Regions from separate parts of the Homo sapiens genome. Here region 2 is linked to region 1. The links are chromatin loops, found by intact Hi-C in ENCODE. Cell type or tissue: PC-3. All regions are shown on one strand.

Region 1 (2,500 bases):
GTAAACCTAGATATTTGTCTAAGTAGGTACGGCATGAATTCATAAACCTGCACTTCGCTTCCTGTAATGATCATTATTTCTCAGAAATATTTGTCAAATAGTCCCACCCTGTGGGAAACCAGCCCCAAGTAATCAGAGATTTCTTACATAGGCTGCAAATTAACATTTAACACTTTTATTAGGGAGGCTATTTCCTAAAGCAATATCCCATATTGGGGATTCATGACAAGGGATTAAACCGATGGTTAACTTTAGAGACTATTCTCCAACAAATGCCCAAGGAGGAAAGTGTGACCATTTTACCCGCCACCTTCAAAAGGCTATGTAATGAAGATTGTTCATGATCATAAATTTACTGACAACTTTCAACATACTTAAAAGTTGTTTAGTTTGTTAAGAGTATAGTATAAGCAATAACACCCAGTTCACTGTCCTAAATTAAACTTAACTAATTAGATGATATCAACTTAGTCATCAGAAAAGTATGGAAAAGTGATTCTACCACTTTGGAGTTTGGGGCATTTTGCTTTGTTTTGCTGCTCATTTGGTTTTTGTACAATTACAGTTGGTCCCTTGTATTTGCGGTTCTGTATCTGTGGTTCCACATCCATGGATTCAACCAATCACAGATCAAAAATATTCGGAAAAAAAACTGTGCCTGTACTGAACATACATAAAATTTTCTTCCTTTCACTTATTCCCTAAACAATACAGTATAATAACTATCTGCACAGCATTTACATTGTATTAGGAAGTATAATTAATCTAGGGGTAATTTAAAGTATAAGGGAGGATATACATAGGTCATATGCAAATACTATGCCATTTTGTAGCAGAGACTTGAGCATCCTTGAGTTCTGGTATCTGCAGGAGGTCCTGGAACCAATCCCCCACAGATACTGAGGGATGACTGTACTCTTCCCCACAACAGCTACACGAGTAATAAAATGAATCAGTATATTTTATTATTTGTTCAATGACAATCCAAGATCAACAGCTATATATGTTTGACTAACTTACTATAAAAATTCTTGCTTTTGCCTCAACCTCAAGTTAAATGACTATTTTAAATGGAACACACTTGCAAAACTGCTCATGTCCACTTGAAAAAGGAAAAATAACATGTTTGTGCCAAAAAGCTGTATACAGAGTAGTTAGAAATATATATGCCCATTGGATTTTGCTTATCACTACTAACCTCTTCCTAAAAGCTTTAGTTAGAAGAAGAGCAGGAAGATATAAAGTACATTCTAAGGGCTTATTCTACCCATCCATCCCCCTTTGGAAGTCAAAGTTGGAAGGTTTAAAGGAGAAGGAGAGTAAGGATGCTCTTTTTAAAATGCCTGGAAAAACATTCTGGGCAGGAGATGCCAAAGATTTTGAAGCTCCCATCAAACCACTGGCCTTGATCCAGGTAATGGTTTTTCCTTCCCCTCAGCTGTCTGCTGCAGTTTTCCAGCAAAGAAAGAAAGAAAAGTGGTAGGATAGAGGCAGGAGCAGCCTCTAGTCTACTTCTCTATAACAGAGAGGGTAAAAAGGGCCAAGCATCGCAGGCTGACATTTATGGAGGGCCTGGTGTTTCCATGAAACTCTCTGGGAGGATTATTGAGGGTTAACAGTCTGTTCTAAAAGGGTCAGCAAAGCAGACTGATGAAAGTCCCTTTAAATTCGATAACAGTGATGCTGCGGAGGCAGAGACAGCAGGCTGGAGCTGGCAAAGACACGCAAGCAGAGGTCCAGCCAGTCAGACTGCCTTTAGGAAAAAATTCATTGCAAACCTGGCCACCCTAACCCTTCAAGTTGCCCAACTCACTTGCTGAAGCGTGAAAGCACAAACTGCCAGTGGAATGGCATTTCTAATCTTGGGATAAAAATAAAAGCCCTTGGAAAACCCTCTTTTGCCTAACCCTTCCTGCCCTGCCCCTACCAGTGGCCAACGGCGAGGTTCCGGACCTGCAAAGGTTAATTATCTTGCTAGTCTTTCACCTCTGCACCACTGCCCCACCACCCAATCCCTTCTGCCTGGCATTTTTCTTCAATTTTAATATCAGAAGTTTCACACGCCTGCCTGAGCTCCTGGACTCAGCAGAAAGGCCCATATAGCTGTCAGCAAACTGATAAGGACTTTAAAATGACTCCACAGGGCCTCTTTATAAAGAAGAGCCAAAGAAGCCCATAAAGAAAAGGGCAGGGGCCACGGAAACCAGCCGCTCACACTGTTTTAACGTGGCATTAAAATGAGCTGCAGATTTATGGGAGTGCTTTAGCCCCTGGCCCAAATCATGTGGGAGATGAAGCTCGTCTCCCCTTTCCAGCGGGATTTCCAATAGGGGATGGAGCTGGCTAGAAAGAAATGGGGGAAGGGAGGCAGAGGCAGCAAAATGGGGAGAAGAGGAAAAGTGAAGAGGCAGAGGGCACCATGAAAATCAGATATCAGAACTCATTCTCCTTTCTGCAGGATGTGAACAGCTATTTCTAAAAGGTATGTGACCAGTCCTCC
Region 2 (2,500 bases), 88 kb before region 1:
GCTCCCAAAATATTTAAAGAAAGGTCCCGCCCTCAAAACAAAACAAAATGGCTTCCTACTGCACTGAGAATAATATCCGAACTCCTTCACATGTCACAGAGGGCCCATCCACTCTTCACCTCTTCTCTCACCATGTCCCCTCACTCTCCAGTGGCCCTTCTGTTCTTCAGCCACCACTAGACCTCAAGCCCTCTGCACTTGCTGTTTCTTCTGGCTGGAGTGTTCTTCCAGCTCTTCCAAAGGCTTGGGTCCTTCTCATCTGTCAGGTCCCTGTTTAAATGTCAACTACTTTGAGAGGGCTTCTCGAACCTTCCTTGCTGAAGCAAACAGCACCCGCAACCAGCCACTCCTCGCTACACCCCTCCAACCTCATCCTTTTCTTTACCAAACTTTCACTTGCACCATTATATTGGTTATTTATTGTTTATTATGTATTTTCCTCTTGCAGAATTTAAACTCAAAGAGGACAGAGACTGTTTTATACACTGTGGTATTCCACGCACAAAGAACAGTGCCTGGTATGCAACAACATTCCACACACAGTTGTCTAACACACGAATGGGCAGAATCTCAGTGAGTAAAAAGCCAAGAATGAAGGGGACCAAAAATCCTTCTCTTTTCTTCAGAGAAAATATTTACCAGAGCCAGTATATTCCTTAATTCAGGAAGGAAGCCTGCAGCAGTACTGACCAGCAGTTACCATGAATAATAACGTGATATCCATTCTGTGTGAAGACCACAGTCCTAATTCCCCACTAAAGCACATGTTGTGACTTGTTTTTCCAGAAGCAGGTAAAGGGGCATTTTTGGTGAGACACTGCACTGTCTTGCCCAGTCCTCACTGTGACCATCTCCGTGTTTTTATGGAATGTCTGACCTAGGTCTTGGGCGTGGTCTGGGATCATGAAAAGAGCTTTCATTTGTGTGAAACCAGCTCACCTAACAGGGCTCTCAAACCCACAACCTTGGCTTCATTAACACTGTGTTGTAACCAACAGAGCTAATCGACCGCAGGCATCGTCATAATAGCTGCAGACAAATGAATCCATGTCAAACATTTTCTCAGACGTGTAATGCTGCTGCTGTGTTCTCTCTACTCTGGGATTTGTATTTCAGCAGATTAAAATAATATGATACTATTACAGTTTTATAGAGCCCAGAGCAGCAACACAGTATGTGAGCCATAACTTCTGTTTGTTTTGTGGGCCTGGGCAGATGCCATGAAATGTGCTGCCAGCTTCCTTTTCTCAGCACCAAGCACCTGCCTGTTCAAGTCACACCAATGCCATGATCACTGATTCATGGGGTTAAAGAGATTTCCGAAGGGCCCCAAGCACACATAACTAAACACCAGGGATGCCAAAGTGAAAGAAAAGGAGTAGGGCATGGGGAGGGGGCATCCAATTCAGTTGGCACTTCTGCTGAAGATGGAAGTTGCTTTTCTCCCCCTGTTTACTTTGAGTCAACACAGCTCTCTCCTCCATGCTAAGAAAAGTTCAAATCGCTTTCCCTAGGGATTCTTCTTTACAAGCCCCACTTTTGCAGCCATAATAATTACATTATTACTATTATTGGCTCAGTTGTCAAGTCCAATGCTGTTAAGATTTCGGTCCTCTTACTGTTGGCTGAAATCACTTATCAGACTCCTCTCAGGGACTTAATTTGGTGACAATGGGTCAGATACTAAACTATGCTGCTCTAAAAGGCATCAGAGGTGTCCTGAATTTCAGGTTGCTTTGGAGCCTTTATAGTGAGCGCTGTTCCTCATGCGGGGCCTCTCAGCCCTTGACTGATTCCAAGCAGCTGGATACAATCAAGATACCATCCTTGTCACTTAATCTATAACTCTGCAGCTGACTACAGGATCAAAACGGAGTGAAACAGAATGGGATGGGCCCTCTCTAATTGAGCCCTAGTGTAGTACGAAGTCGATTATGTATACAGTAAAGCATTTTCCCAGCCAGACGAGCAAGAGCTCAAACTCTACCCTGTCTCTTCATGGCTACCCACCCCTACTCTAATTCAACTTTTTTCCTTTTACCTTGGGGAAATGCTCTGGGTAAGCCTTTTGTCATTACTACCAAATGCCTTTATATATTGTGGTGTGGGCATTTGAAACTTCACAGAATATCCCTGGAGTTCCAGTAACAGTGCTTCCACAGTTATATTATTCACAAAGTCAATATTAAATTGTCTATACTGTTGAAATCCTCCATATATATAGTGCCCCCATCTATTTTAAATTGCACGCATCTTTGGGGACAGAAGCCTATCTCTGTTATAAAAAACTCTATGCCTAAGTTAGGGACTTAGCAATAATTTGGATAGTCCTTCCATTTGTGGCTATCCCACACCACTAGTCAAATGGGGATTGTAACAATGTAAGAACGTCCTCCAACTGTTTCTTTCCATTCTAATTTTTATATTTACATCATAGGGCTGTTGTAAGGATTGTGTGAAGTTGCATAGTAAGCATTCATAGGCTTCCATCAGACTTGAG

Evidence for each region. A loop is a pair of places that touch in the nucleus more often than their neighbours do. Peaks named below come from ENCODE experiments on the same cell type or tissue, not always from the same donor. Only the 100,000 strongest peaks of a DNase experiment are listed, where the experiment ranks them.
Region 2: a loop joins it to region 1, with 4 times the contacts of the local background. A loop is called at or near these places in 5 of 110 quality-filtered maps.

The regions. Positions count from the first base shown.
Region 1 is chr11:44,139,461-44,141,960 of GRCh38, reverse strand. The region is part of intron 7 of EXT2 (exostosin glycosyltransferase 2); the gene reads right to left. Among named protein-coding and RNA genes, the nearest start is that of EXT2, 45 kb to the right of the region's middle. In PC-3, no CTCF peak of the experiment used is centred here; a DNase peak (open chromatin) is centred at 980; H3K4me3 peaks cover 563 bases; H3K27ac peaks cover 1,891 bases.
Region 2 is chr11:44,227,914-44,230,413 of GRCh38, reverse strand. All of the region lies in intron 10 of EXT2 (exostosin glycosyltransferase 2), which reads right to left. Among named protein-coding and RNA genes, the nearest start is that of ALX4, 81 kb to the left of the region's middle. In PC-3, no CTCF peak of the experiment used is centred here; no DNase peak of the experiment used is centred here.